3 separate regions of the Homo sapiens genome follow, and regions 2 and 3 are each linked to region 1. Evidence: chromatin contacts called from ENCODE Hi-C data. All regions are on one chromosome and are shown on one strand. Each heading gives the region's core, a stretch centred on a gene start or an enhancer-like site at or near the end of the contact. The rest is flanking DNA. Distances are from core to core; before and after follow the strand shown. Region 1 holds the start of NIFK (nucleolar protein interacting with the FHA domain of MKI67). Region 2 holds the start of TMEM185B (transmembrane protein 185B). Region 3 holds the start of EPB41L5 (erythrocyte membrane protein band 4.1 like 5).

Evidence for each region. Hi-C counts contacts between places; a loop is a spot of excess contacts on that map. Pooled maps may share reads with other maps.
Region 2: a loop to region 1 is called in a pooled map, with 12 times the contacts of the local background. The contact joins the promoter of TMEM185B here to the promoter of NIFK in region 1. A Hi-C loop is called at or near these places in 11 of 50 pooled maps.
Region 3: a loop to region 1 is called in a map of OCI-LY7, with 8 times the contacts of the local background. The contact joins the promoter of EPB41L5 here to the promoter of NIFK in region 1. A Hi-C loop is called at or near these places in 1 of 168 maps with a recorded cell type or tissue (OCI-LY7) and 5 of 50 pooled maps.

The regions. Positions count from the first base shown.
Region 1 is chr2:121,734,433-121,739,378 of GRCh38, forward strand. It overlaps NIFK (nucleolar protein interacting with the FHA domain of MKI67), which reads right to left and starts at 2,443. Exons shown (of 7, transcript NM_032390.5): 1 at 2,314-2,443; 2 at 1,181-1,318. The coding sequence starts at 2,418. RefSeq lists an enhancer at 2,330-2,379 and a silencer at 2,480-2,929.
Region 2 is chr2:120,221,054-120,225,530 of GRCh38, forward strand. It overlaps TMEM185B (transmembrane protein 185B), which reads right to left and starts at 2,347. Exons shown (of 1, transcript NM_024121.3): 1 at 1-2,347. The coding sequence starts at 1,923. The coding sequence ends at 871. RefSeq lists silencers at 1,946-2,145, 2,296-2,665, 2,385-2,545 and an enhancer at 2,640-3,303.
Region 3 is chr2:120,009,830-120,014,891 of GRCh38, forward strand. It overlaps EPB41L5 (erythrocyte membrane protein band 4.1 like 5), which reads left to right and starts at 3,248. Exons shown (of 25, transcript NM_020909.4): 1 at 3,248-3,381. It overlaps LOC107985817 (a long non-coding RNA gene), which reads left to right. Exons shown (of 4, transcript XR_001739205.2): 2 at 318-472; 3 at 1,811-1,829; 4 at 2,564-2,875. RefSeq lists a silencer at 3,424-3,593.

The DNA of each region.
Region 1 (4,946 bases), core at 1,193-3,692:
TTATATATGTACACATATGTATTCTAGTACATATATATATAGTAAAAACTTATATATAGCAATGAAAACTGAATTTGTGGCCGGGCGCACTGGCTCACGCCTGTAATCTCAGCACTTTGGGAGGCCGAGGCGGGAGGATCACAAGGTCAGGAGTTCGAGACCAGCCTGGCCAACATAGTGAAACCCCGTCTCTAGTAAAACACACAAAAAATTAGCCAGGCATGGTGGCAGGCGCCTGTAATCCCAGCTACTTGGGAAGGTGACGCAAGGAGAATTGCTTGAACCCGGGAAGCGGAGGTTGCAGTGAGCTGAGATTGTACCACTGCACTCCAGCCCGGGCGACAGTGCAAGCCTCAGTCTCAAAAAAAAGAAAACTGAATTTGTGAATTTAATTCCCTAATTAAAGAAGTTGAAGAGCACTGGGAAGGGTACAAAAGGGACCTCAATTCTACCTACAATCTATCTTTACGACAACTAACAGATGATGGATGTGCACCCTATCCCCCACATGCTAAATCAAATAGGTGTCTATGGCTACAACCAATTAAAGTTTATGTGCGGGGAAAGAAAAGAAAGTGGGTCACTCCTCCACTATTGAAACAAGCTATGTAAAGCGTTTTCTCATTAGAAGGCAGGTATGACACAAATAGTAATTATACTTATATAGTGTTTATTGTGTACCAAGCAATCCTCTAAAGACTTTATATTTAACCTTTGACTAAATACTCCCAGGAAGTTTTACTTATATTTAACAGATCACAACACTGAAACATGGTAAGGTCATATCACTCTAACTAGTAAGGTGTAGAGCCTGACCCCAAACCTCAGCAGTCCAACTCCAGAGTCCTCACCTTTAACTATTCACTATATAAACCTTTGCTATTATAAGGATGCTTGTACCAAAGGCTAACACAAGAAAATGTATAAACCTGGGCCTCATACTAAAGCTCATTTACCAGGACTGTCAATTTAATGTAAGGATTTGGAGAAATGTAAAAAACAAACTTTTACAATAATACTGATTTTGCTCCTGTAGCTGTTTCAGATTCTAAACCTCCTCCACTCTCCTTTTTGGAATGAAATCTGATAAGCAATAATGTATGCGTGAACGTGCTCTTTAATGTCAAGGATAATACACATTTGAAAAACAAAACATTAAATCCAACTGCAAAAATCTTACCCTTTTACTTCTGGACAGCCTGAACCGTGTCACAGTGCCAAACTGGGAGAAATATGAAAAGATCTGGGTTTCGTCAAGTAGGTTAGGTAGGTGGCGCACATAGACTACTCCAGGAGTAAGTTGTTCTTGTTTTTTTCGCTAAAGACGTAAAGACCAGGTAAATTAAATATATAAATAAGAAAATCACATTGTAACAAAACCCCTAGCCCTCGGCCCAAGAACCTATTCTGCATTTCCACTTACCACAGTAGTAATTAAAGAACTGGCTGTTTAGTGTTTCTCTCCCCACAAAGGCCATGGTCAAGCAGTAGTCAACTATCTTTCCAGCCTGGCATCCCAGCACCCAGTATAATATTAGAGCTCAATAACTATGTCAATCAACGGATAAGCAAGGACATCTTTGAACAAGCCATTTTAGATCTTCTGCCCAGAGAACTCTACATAAACGTAGGCTTCAATTTGGTATGCATATTACTGTTTACTCGCACTTCATCGAAAAATTTTCGATACGCTTGTTAACTCTCACGGTACAGATTAGCCTTTCAACGTCTCAGTCATCATAGCCTTACCTCTGTAACAGGAACTTCTAAGTTTTCCTGTGTATTTTATGCTAAAAACCACAGAAAGTATAAGCGATGTCAGGGGCCCTAGTCAGCAAGTGGAACCTGGCAAATACTCTATTTTAATAACTCCCAGATCACCAACCCGGCATACAAACTTCCCGAATGTGTTAAGTCTGGGGCTCCCATTTTTGGGGGAAACGCGGAAGCGTGACAGCTCTAACCCGGAGATAACCTGTGGTATAGGAGCCTATTCCCTCCAGCTGGTTCTTTCTACTGCTTCTGTCACCCCAATACTTCCCCGTTACCCTCCACATGAAGGCTCCAGGGCCTCAGCGGCCAAACCCCTCCATCATTTACCGAACAGCGTAAACCCTTTCGTCTCGGAAACCGTGGCCTGCAAGCTTAAGAGGTCGGTCCCTGATTCGGTCGAATCCACTTGGGAGACCCTGGAGGTAATGAAGGCGAGCACGAAGGCAAGGGGCGCCCGGGCCGGAAACCGTGCAACCCCAGATACCCTCTAGACCCGGTCCATCGCCCCCGCTCGCAGCCTGGGCCAGGGTGCCTGCTCACCTGGGTTATGCGCTTGCGAACCTGCGCCACCTCCTTTTGAAACTCGACATCTTCCTGCGGATTAAGCGACAGGATTGGCCCAGCCGGGCCAGAAAAAGTCGCCATGCCAAAAGCCGCCGACGCTAACCACGCGGCGCTCCCGGAAACGTCGGGCTCCCAGCTCCCCCGAGGCGGAAGTAGAGGCAGGACAGGGGCGGGGCGAAGCGCTAAGGCGAGGCGAGGCGTGGCGAGGGGCGGGGAGGGCCATGAGTCGGGCGCGGGGTTGGAGCAGGAGTTGCCCGGAGAAGCGGGGGCGGGGCACGGGGTGTGGCGAGGCGCGGGGCGGGGCATAAATTGCGCCAGGGGCGAGGGCGGGGCACGAGGTCGTGCCGAGAGACTGGGAGAGGCGTGAGTCGCGCGGAGGCGCGACATGGGGCGTGACGAGGAGCGGAGGGCGGGGCGTGAGTAGCGCCGAGGCGCGGAGGCGGGGCGCAGGGGCGTGCCGAGGCGCGGCAGCGGGGTCTGGGGCTGGGGCTGGGCCGTGGGGAGCTCCCGCACCCTCGGCTGTCGGGGCGCCGGCTGGCTTCGCTTAAGAGTGCCTGAAACAATTACGTTCACGCCTACTTTCAAAAAAGGTCTAAAATAAATTCCAAAACAGTACCTGTGTCCTTGAGATGCTGCTCTCATTCCTCAATTTGCTTATTATTATTATTATTTTTTTTTGAGACAGAGTTTCGCTTTGGTTGCCCAGGCTGGAGTGCAATGGCGCAATCTCGGCTCACTGCAACTTCCAACTTCCGCCTCCCGGGTTCAAGCGATTCTCCTGCCTCAGTCTTCCGAGTAGCTGATTACAGGCGCCCGCCACCACTCCCAGCTTAATTTGTACGTTACCACTCCCAGCTTAATTTGTATGTTTAGTAGAAACGGGGTTTCACCATGTTGGCCAGGCTGGTCTCGAACTCCTGACCTCAGGTGATCCACCCGCCTCAGCCTCCCAAAGTACTGGGATAACAGGCGTGAGCCACCGCGCCCGGCCCTAATTTGGTTATTCTTTCACTCACTTGTGTGTGAGCTCTCCTGTGTGGCCCCGTCCGTCCGCGGCCCTTGGAGAACTTACAGCCTGAGGGCAGCATGGCTGCTTTAAGAGACCAAAGAGGCTTGTGGGGGAGAGGCACACTGGGTGGCGCCGGAGGGTCCCCCTTAGGAGGTGGCGTTAGCACCGAGGCCTGAAGGCTAAAGAGCGGGGTGTGGAGAACCGAGCGCCTGCCGTCCGCTGGACCGGACAGGCCTGCACAGTGTTCCTAGGTCTAGAAAGAAGGACGCGGCAGTGGGGTTGGAGCCCAGCACAGGAGGGAAGAGCTGCGAGGCGGCAGGCTGGAGCCCCATGACTGTGTGTCAAAGTATGAAACTGGGGTTTTGTAAATGCGAGGGGATGGGCGGGTTTAAAGCGAGGCTGTGGCTGTTTGCATCTTTCTTTTCTTTTTTTTTTTTTGAGACGGAGTCTCGTTCTGTCGTCCAGGCTGGAGTGCAGTGGCGCGATTTTGGCTCACTCACTGCAACCTCCGCCTCCTGGGTTCAAGCAATTCTCCTTCCTCAGCCTCCCGACTAGCTGGGACTACAGGTGCACACCACTACTCCCGGCTAATTTTTGTATTTTTAGTAGAAACGAGGTTTCGCCATTTTGGCCAGGCTGGTCGAGAACCCCTGACCTTAAGTGATCTACCCGCCTCGGCCTCCCAAAGTGCTGGGATTACAGGCGTGAGCCACCGCACCCGGCCTGTTTGTACCTTTCAAATACTATTATACTAGTGAGTAACTGAGTGGAGAGGAAGGGTGGGGAGTGGATTGCCGAGGAAGCAGGGAGGTGAGGCGAGAGCGACAGATCAAGCACAGCTGGTGTCAGGGGATAGCTGCGGCCGTGTTCTGGAAGCCGTGAAGGCGGCCCAGGGTGTGTGTGCCCGAAGAGTGGCCTGTGGGCCTGAGGTGGAGGCCCTGGGAGGGAGTGCCAAGCGAGGCCAGCCCACTTCCTCTGACAGACGTGCCTCCCACGCTCACAGTCTTCGCCTCCTTCACCCCTGCACCCTCCGGCTCAGCGCCACCGTCACCCCCAAGGGGGCATCCCTGACCCTGTAGCAAAGTCAGTTCTTCCAGTTAAGCGCTGTCTTCCCATTGTGTTTTCATGGGTAGGCTGGATTTTCGGGAGTGAGCGAGCAAGAGCAATTTGATTCTTTTTCAGGGCTGCCCCTTTCCATGGGCTTGTTCTTGCTCCCCCCAGGATGAAATCTTGGGGAGAGCTCCGCACTTGTGATTGCTCCTCAGATGTCAGTCAATAGAAGCATGTTCCACGCGTTCAAAATCTAATATCAAATGTCTCCTCTCCCCAGCTCAGTGTCTCTGGCAGAGAAATCCCCAAAGGGGAGCACAGTCCACATCGTCTTTATTCTTGGCTCCACTTTCTCTGTACACCCCAGTTTCTGTTTTTGGGCTTTCCAGGATTAGGACAGGGAAGAGAGGGAGGAGAAAGCAGAAAGGGGCTCCTTGCTGGCAGGTGCCACGTGGCCAGGGAGTTTTAGAGGCTGCAAATGCCAGGTTGCTGGCACCTTGTCTCCAAGCACACTTTTGAGGTGTCCCTCACCTGGCTGCTCATGACTCTA
Region 2 (4,477 bases), core at 1,097-3,596, 1.5 Mb before region 1:
TGGCCTGGTACCACACTAGAGCCTGTCACAAGTTCCCAAGGGCAGTGGCCTCTTCCTCTACTAACGGGTACTACCAGAGACCTTGGTTACTAACACCTAAATATTAAGACCCATGGGATTTGCAGTCCCTACATTCATGCCTAGTACTTTGGTAAGATCCACACCAGGCACATACTGTTTTATGCAGTTTTCAAGGACATCTGCAATAGACACATATCTTCACACCTAAGCTTTAAAAAATACTTTAACGTAATAATGGTAATGCAGAGAACTAGAATTCAACATATTACACTGCTAAAATATTCATATAAATACTATATATGCATGGGTTCATTCCATTAGAAAAATTCACCTATCAGAATATTAAAGACCAGTATCAGCAAAGCCCAAGGAGAGAGTATTTTAACAGTAGGAACACTAAAAATATCAACTATGAGGTTTATAAACAAGTGGTGGGAAAGAGAACTTTTTACATTTGCTATTGTTATGACAGGCACAATCTGAAATACAATTTTAGATTAGCAGTGTATAAAAATACTTTTTAAACAATAGTTTTGATAGGTACAGTAGCATTTAAACAAACAGCTGTGTGGTTATTCCTTTTGAGGACCTACTAAAACAATTCGACTTACTGCCCCCAGCTACACCTGAAAGTGCGAACCTGGAAAGCAAGTCTCTTACCCAGGTACACATCACACACACCCACATACTGAAACCACCTCCATCTATGATGCATACTGATGAGGCGGTGATCTCAAACACGGCGTGAGACGAGTGTTTGAAGCCTGTTTCCATTTCCAGGTTTGGGATGAATGAACAAGAGGCGAAGGCCAAGTGGAGTCTGTGTGTGCCTGGGTCCTCTCTAGGAGTTTAATCTGGCATATCAATATTTAACTTGGGAGGGGGGGGAACGTATTTCCCAGGGCTCTGGGTTATAACTACTCTGGCCTTCTTTCCAAATATTGGAGCAATTTTCGGAGCTTCTGGAACTGATGTTTCTTCAGCATCTTCACTATCTTCGTGATGGAGATCATATGAAATGTTCCCATATTCTCTTAAAAATGGGAAAATTTCAAGCAGAAACTGACAGAAGTCTCTGCGAATGCCAAACCACCAATGATTGCCCCCCTTTCGCCTAAATGTTGTGGCCATTAAAGTTAGTAAGGAAAGCCAAAGGGGGACAAATATGGAGACGTAGGAGAATGTATTGTGGCCATCCAATCTGTGAACCAGCAGGACCTCAAAAGTGAGCAGAGGCACGACAATCGTTATCCAACTGATAGCCATGGTCACGTGTGTTCTCCGCTGCTCGGCAACCACATCCAGGGACCGCAGGAACAGGAGGGACCAGACGATGTAATAGAGGACGACCAGGCAAAGGAACGACATGAGGATCCACAGGGGCACAAACACCACCAGCCACGGCCAGTGAATAATCCTGTCCAGCTTTAGGGCGATGAAGATGAACTGCAGGATGTTGACCGAGCACAGGATCTCCAGCTCCAGCGACCTATCGTGTCGAAAGCCCCAGACGCAGGCAGCCACGGACACGGGGGACACGAAGAAGAGAGGCATGAAGACCAGCAGCCAGAAGTGGGTGCCCCTCTCCACCCTGTCGCAGACCAGGACTTCGAACATGAGCAGCAGCAGGTGGATGCCCACAGCGATCAGCATGGCTTTGAACTCCACACAGGCCTCTCCCTCGGTGCGGTAGCGAGGGTTGCGGGCCCAAACGCCCGCGCCCACGGAGGCGCCTGCGACGACTAGAAGCTTCCACAGCCATATGGGGGCAAAGACGGCCCAGTAGCTCCATTGGATGATGCCGTCCAGGCGGAGGGGCAGCAGCACCGAGAAGAGCAGCAGGCAGGTGTAGATGAGAAACTTACTGGGGTTGAAGTCCTGGAACAGGCCCCTGGGGTTCATGGCGGAGGCCGCCGCTTGCCTGCCCGGGCCTGCTCCCTCGCGACGCTCGGCGCTCGCGTCTCCGCGGCTTCTCCGGCCGCCGCCTCCCGGGCCCCGCCCAAGCCGGCTCCGCGTGGACGAATGCCGGGACGACCAGGAGGAGGTTCGGAGCGGCGAAGCGGAGAGGCCGGAACACGTGCACGCGCGGTCACGTGGCCCGGCCGGAAGCGCGCTGGGGTGTGGCGCGCGCGGGCACGGGCGGCGCGGCGGTTACAAACTGGGCGCTGCCTCGGTCCCGCCGCCGCCCGCGTTCACTCCGTACCCATCAAGAAGGCACCTAATGCGTGTGGGGCCCGAAGGGGCCTGGCGCGCTGCTGACTCCCCAAGCGGCCCGCGACCTTGGGCGGACGCTTCCAGGCGACTCCGGGAACATGGAGGCGGGAGTGAGCTCACATCCTCCCTGCCGGCCGGGGCGGGCCCTGCGGGGGCGGGGCCGGGTGGAGAGGGCGGGGCCTGGGCGTTGGCACCCTACCCATCTCTGCCGGGATCCTCGCCTCCCCGCGCTCGCCGCGGCTTCCCGGGAACCCGCCCGGGGCTAGAGCGCCCGCGGTGAGGCTCCAGCACCCCGCGCGCGCGAGCAGAGGCGGTGGCCGGGCTAGTGCGGGAGTTTGCGAGCGAGGGAGCGGGTGCCGGTAACTGAACGGATGCAAGGCGATGTGCATGAGCGCAGACCTGTGGGGGCCGGCGGCGGGTGTATCCCTGGCTCAAAGGAAAAGGCCCGCGCGTAGACTCAGGGCACGAGGTGGGGGGGCCTTACCTGGGATGAAGACTCGCGGGGCAGAACTCCGCCTGGTGGAGCAACGGACGTTTCTCAGGCTGCCTGCGAAGTGGCTGTGCAGAGATCCCAGGCGGCAGCGGCGCTCTTGTACCTGTCCCTCTCACTCCAGAGTGGAAGGTGCTGGTGAGGGTGTTAGACCCCACTCGGGAGGAAACTGGATCCAGACCAGGGTTGGGGGTTGCTTTCTGCCCCAGGTCACCCGGCAGGTTAACAGAGAATCGCGTCGCAGATACAGGGCTCCTACCTTCAAGTGTCTAGTCCTCATTTTGACTTATTTGGCCCTGTCTCTGTGTTATTCTCGCAAAACCATGTTTTCCTTTTCCTTTGGAAAAGGGTACTGGACCAGAGGTCAAGAGATTTGGGTTCTTGTCCAGGCCGTGCCACCCATCAGCTGAGAAACCTAGGCAAATTCACCTCTTTCTCTCTGGGCCTCAGTTTCCTGGTCTATGAAGTTGGGGGACAGACCTGGGTGGTGTCTAAGGGCAAGGCTGCAGCGGGTCTGTGATTTGGAGCACCCCTTTCGCCCTCTGGCCATCTGGGCAGACCCTGGAGGATTTCTGTCTTCCCCGCTGTCCCACTGCTCAGCAGAGCCCTGGCTGCCCTCACCAGTCTCTCCTAGTCCTCTTTTCCTGAAGTGGCTGTGGGATGTTGTCACGCAGGTCCTGGGCTCTGAAGTGGGACAGGCCATCAGAGGAACGCATGGCCTGTCAGGGCCTCCGCGGAGTGGCCCTCCCGCACCCTCACAGCACTGCCCCAGGCGGGCATGAGCAGGGTGTCCAGGTGTCGGGCGGACAGTCCCAGCCCCCGAGGCGCTCTCCACAACTTCACTTCAGCCACAGGCAATCTGTGGCCCTGGGGAAGGGAGTCCAGCTGAGTGAGCTTCACCAGTCCTCAGGCTCAGCCCTTAAGGCTGACTTCATAGATGTGTCTTCAGGGCCTCTTGTTTCTGGAGAGCCTTATCTCCCTCCATTCCTCCCCTAAACAGAGTTGCTCCAATCTGTCTGTTTTACACATTGGTCTTTTTTGTACTCTTTTCTCCCAAGAAGGATTTGTCAACTAAAAATTTGTAAAAGTGGAAAACCCCCTCACCAATCCAACCTCTTCATCTGTGAAATGGGCTTGGAAAAGCACACAGGATTGTTTTGAGGATTAGATGAATCAATACATGGAACTTTGCACTTTGCATTTAGAGACCTGCAAGTAATTGATTTGACCCCACTAGGAAAGCAGAGCCCGTGGAGGGGAGGCGCTGCCAGGAGCGCCCCCACCCTCCGGGAGCTGGTGGCAGAGTCAGGTCCTCTGGACCCTGCGAGAACAGTCAGAAGTCCTTCCCAATCACCTATGTAGTCAGATGAACTCAGGGCCTCTGCTGCCATCTTTGTGGCAAAGACAGAGCTCGGAGCTTATTTTCCCACCTTGAGCTCCTCATTCAGAACAAGTGCACCCTCTCCATCCAAGAAGCGGGTATCAAGGTGTCCTGTCACAGTGCAACAGTGGCTCTGCTGCACAGCTCCTGAGGGAGGGCAGACCCAGCTTCCAGGCTTGTGCCACAGGGTGAGGGATGCTGTCTGCCATCTGTCCCCAGCTGGCTTCCTTTGGCCTGCAGGCCTTGACCCCTCCCCCATCATGCCCTGGGCATCAGACACCCCTCCTTCACTGTTTTCCCTGATGCGGCCAGTCTCTCAGACACCCGCCTTTGTCTTTTATTTACCTGTAAAGCTAACATGGATTGTTTGC
Region 3 (5,062 bases), core at 1,998-4,497, 1.7 Mb before region 1:
AGGCACACACTGGCACGCCTGGCTAATTTTTGTATTTTTAGAAGAGATAGGGTTTCACCTTATTGGTCAGGCTGGTCTCGAACTCCCGACCTCAGGTGATCTACCCGCCTCGGCCTCCCAAAGTGCTGGGATTACAGGCATGAGCCACCGTGCCCAGCCCCAGTTCCATCTTTGATAGGAGATAGAAAAAAAGATTGAGCAGGATGGATGAAGAGGACACTGTTTTTCAAAACTGGTATGCTTTTCAACAATTTAGGAGAATAAGATATGTTTATAAGTATTGACAGAATTCACTTCCATTTCTGATCTGTAATCAGATAAACCAGAACTTTTCAAATGAGTAAACATCAGGTAAACATGGAAAGAGACAGTCTGGACAGGCTGAGGGGATGGCACTGAAGACCCTGCAGTTTTCCAACTGGCTAATCAGACCCCTGGGAAGAAGGAATGCTTTTCGGGGTACCTGGCCCAGGTGGGTTTGTTTGTTGTTTTTTGTTTTGTTTTGTTTTTAGACAGAGTTTCACTCGCATTGCCCAGGCTGGAGTGCAGTGCAGAGAAAGCAGCTCACTGAAACCTCCGCCTCCTGAATTCACGCGATTCTCCTGCCTCAGCCTCCTGAGTAGCTGGGACGGTTTTCACCATGTTGCTCAGGCCAATCTCGAATTCCTGAGCTAGAACTCTTGAGCCTTGGCCTTCCAAAATGCTGGGATTACAGGTGTCCAGGTGGTATTTTTTTAAATACTCTTTTTTTTTTTTTCAGACAGAGTCTCTGTCGTCCAGGCTGGAGTGCAATGGTGCAATCTCAGCTCACTGCAACCTCCACCTCCTGAGTTCAAAAGATTCTCCTGCCTCAGCCTCCCTAGTAGCTGGGATTACAAGCATGTGCCATCACACCCAGTTAATTTTTGTATTTTTAGTAGAGACGGGGTTTTACCATGTTGGTCAGGCTGGTCTCGAACTCCTGACCTCAAGTGATCCTCCTGCCTCGGCCTCCCAAAGTGCTGGGATTACAGGCATGAGCCACCACATTCGGTCTAAAGGACTTTATTATGAAAAATTTTAGATAGAATAGTTTAACGTCCCCATCACCCAGCCTCAGTTTATGGCCCATTCTTGTTTCATCTATACCATTGCTGCTTCCCCCTGCCATATCATTTCGTTTTTTTGTTGAGATAAAGATGCAAGATGACCAGCAACAATTCCTCCCATCCCTGAACACCCATGCTGCTCCTCTCATGAAGAGTGATGAAAATATTCCACAATTAGATTGTGGTTTGTGGTTCTACAACTCTGTGAAAATACCCAAAGCCATGGAAGTGTACACTTTAAGTGGGTGCATTATATCTCAATAAAGATGTTTTTAAAAGGTGGAGAAGGAAAATTTCTCTATTTTAATAATATTTAAAGAAAAAAAAAGAGGTAGAGTCTCTTTCATCTCCTTGAAACTGGGCGGCCTCTGTGATTTGCTTAAACCATTAACAGGCAGCAGAAGGGACGCTCCGTGACTGCTGGGCATAGCCCTTCATAGGCCTCAGAGCTTCTGTTTTCACTGTTTTGCCACACCAGCGGATCTGCAAGAGAGTAGCCCAGGCAGAACTCAGCTGTTCTTTGCAGCCACCCCAGCGGAGATGCCACACAGACCAGTGAAACCACCTTGGCAGCTCCAGCACCTGTTGAGCTGCCCAGCCAACACCACATGGGGCAGAGATGAGCTGCCAAGCCTGTCTACTACGTTTTGGGGTGGTGGAGGAGTGGGCAGTGCCAAATCCCGAGAAGAAGCTCAATGAGTATTTGTCTCTTTTCATTTCAGCAAGCAGAGGGTCCTCAAGGTAACACCTTCCAGTGGCTCCCCCACCTCTCTCAGAGCTCTAGCCAGGGCCCACAAGGCCCTACATCTTACCCCTTTCCTCTCTGACTGTCACCTCCTCTTCCTCTTGCTTCCTCACTTCTAGCCACACTGGACTTCCTTGAAAAGACAGACCTGTCCCCTTGCAGGGCCTTTTGCCCTTGCTGTTCCCTTCGGTTCTCCCCAGATGGCCACAGGGTTCCTCCCACACCTCCTCTAGGTCTTCATTCAAATGCTACCTTTTTTTTTTTTTTTGAGACTGAGTCTGGCTTTGTCGCCAGGCTGGAGTGCAGTGGCGTGATCTGGGCTCACTGCAACTTCCGCCTCCCGGGTTCGAGCGATTCCCCTGCCTCAGCCTCCTGAGTAGCTGGGACTACAGTCGGACGCCACCAGGCTCAGCTAATTTTTGTATTTTTAGTGGAGACGGAGTTTCACAGTGTTGGCCAGGCTGGTCTCGATCTCCTGACCTCGTGATCCGCCCGCCTCGGCCTCCCAAAGTGTTGGGATTACAGGAGTGAGCCACCGCGCCCAGCCAAATGCCACCTTCTTATTGTGACCTGCTATGTAAAATCGCAAACCCTCACTGCCTGTGGTTATTCCCTACTTGTACTTTTCTTTTTAGCATTTACCAATGTCTGACAGTATTTAATTTCACTAATTTATCTCGTTTATTTTATGTCTCGTTTATATTCCTGCTATAACGTAAACTCCGGGAAGGATTTTTGTCTGTCTTGGTTGTCTGTCGTATCTCGTGTCTAGAACACAGAACTCACAGTAAGTAGGCACTTCAATCAATTACCTGTAGAATGAACGGACTGAATGTCACCTTGTTAGAGTACCCTCCTGACCACACTCTGCTAAGCAGTAATCTTTTATTTCTCTTTCCCAGTTTTATTTTTCCTCATTTACACTTAATCACCTTGTGACACCTATTTGTTTACTGTTTCCCCAGTAGAGTGAAAGTCACTTTAACAGCAGAGATTTAAATGTATTTTAATCCCTACAAAGGAGAAAAAGGGAGGAAATACGTGACAGGCTCTCAATAAGTATTTGCGAAGGATTTAATCTCTTGAACGAATGGATGAATGAATCTAGCAGCCAGCTCCACCAGCCTCCTTCGTGATAGGACTAACTGGGGTCTGTCTGCGGACGGGCGCCTCCTCCGCGGGCGGAGGGCCGCAGCGGGAACTGGGTTTCGGCAGCGCCCCTTTAAACCAGCCGCGGACGCCCGGCTGCTGGCGCTAGTTCCAGCCCGGCCGGGCCCGGCCTCGCCGGTTTCTCTCCAGTCGCCGCGCCGGCCAATTTCCGGGGCGGTGTCATCGCCCGTTTAAGAGCGGAGCGCTCCGCCCTGGGGGCGGAGCTGGGAGGGAGCTTTAAGGGGTGGACGGGCGGGAGGTCGGGGTCCTCCGGGGATTAGAGCCGGTGGGCTCGTTGTGGGCGCCATTTCTCGGCGTCTACCGAGGAGCCGCCCCTTTCTCAGCCTTGCTCGGCTCTTCCCCGCTCTGGTCGCCGGGGCTGCGCCGTCCCCAGCTCAGGTAAGCGCGAGGCCCGGCGGCGGCGCCGCAGTACAGTCCGCTGCGCTCCTAGCCGAGTGGACCCTTCCTCGCCCGCGCCTGCGGTAGCGGCCTTGTCCCCGGGGAGGCGGGCGGGGGCCGCACCCAGACCCTAGGGCGGCCGGCCCCTCTCTCGTCGGGCCGGCAGGGCATTAATCCCGCCGGAGGGAGGGGCGGCGGCGGCCAATGAGGCAGGGCCGCCGAGTTTCGGTCGATACCGCGCGACGGGCCGGGGCGGAGGGCCCGGGGCAGCCGGGTTAATGTTTGCCGAGCGGACGCGCTCCCCGAGCCGCGGGTACCCCTCGCTGGTCCGCTGGGCTGCCGTCCAGCGGGAGAGACAAAAGTCGCAAGGGAAGGGGAAAAACGAACTGAGTTTGTGTCACTGTCTTGGTGGACTTTTCGAGCTAACCTGTATTTGAGAAAAACTTCAGTCTCTTGGGAAAGGAGAGGCAGGTGTGTTCCCATGAAAGACGAGGTCTGAAGGTCCCGCCCCGCCCCCACCCGGGACGGTTGTCGTGCTAATGATGGGTTCTTTGGTGTGTAAATGTTAATTGTGTCTGTGGTTACTCGAATTCTACCTAAGAGCGAGACCCAACTCTTAAAACGTTTGGCAATATTTTAGACTAATATTAAAAGTTTTTAAAGAATTACGGGGAAAATTCCCATAACCGTGTACATTTGTAATGTAACCCACAACTGCATTAACTCAGTTTCTAACATAACCCGTTGCTGAGCTCTAGTTAACCTTGTTGGATTATTTGTGCATGTAATATGCTGTGCAGGCTTTAGAAAATAGGTTAACATTATTCGAAAACGATATGCGTAACTGCTGTTGAATTACTCGCTTGCATTTTCTTTATTGGGAATACTGGGACAAAATATAGTGTTACCTTAAATGGCATTTGCTGTATGTTATATTGCTTTATCAAAAAGCAATTAACCAACCATATTGTGGCCACCAGTCATGTAAGAGTATACATATTTCATGACTAACTTTTGGGTTTTGGGTACTTTTTTTAACCAACTTCTGATAGGATTGCTTAAATTTGCATTTTATGATTCTAAAGGAAATCCTTCTAGTTAGGAACTAGAGTAGAAACTACTGTTTTTTGGAAGCCACATAAACCTACCATCCAAAAATTCCACTGTGTCATTCTAGTGTGTCAGGCGAGATGCGGGTTAAGCCAGCTGTTGGGCCAAAGTAGTGAACAAGCCAGACGAAGTCTTTGTCCTTGTGTGTGAGTGGGGGAAGTAGTCAGTAAAAAAGATAATAATTAACAGATATTTAATTACAATTTCTTTGTTATAAAGAAAAGGCTAAGAGTACTGAAAGAGATGTCGAATTTAGACTCACAAGTCTGAGATTGCTTTTCTGAGAATAAGACATTTCAACTATAAGTCTGAAGTTAGTCCAGTGAAATGGGAGCGGGTGGAAGAGAGGTCAACTGGAAAAAGAGCAATCCAGAAAGGTGGAACAGCTAATGAAAAATGGTCCAGAATTAAAAAGACTCTCCGGCCGAGCAGCAAGAGTACAAGAGCAGAGCAAACAGAGGGGAGTAGGCTGACAGATGGGTCAGGCAAGTAGGAGGAGCTGCATCTAGGACCAGGGCCATTAAAGATTTTAGAACAGGGATCAGATTTGTGGTTGCCAAAAATCCAGTGG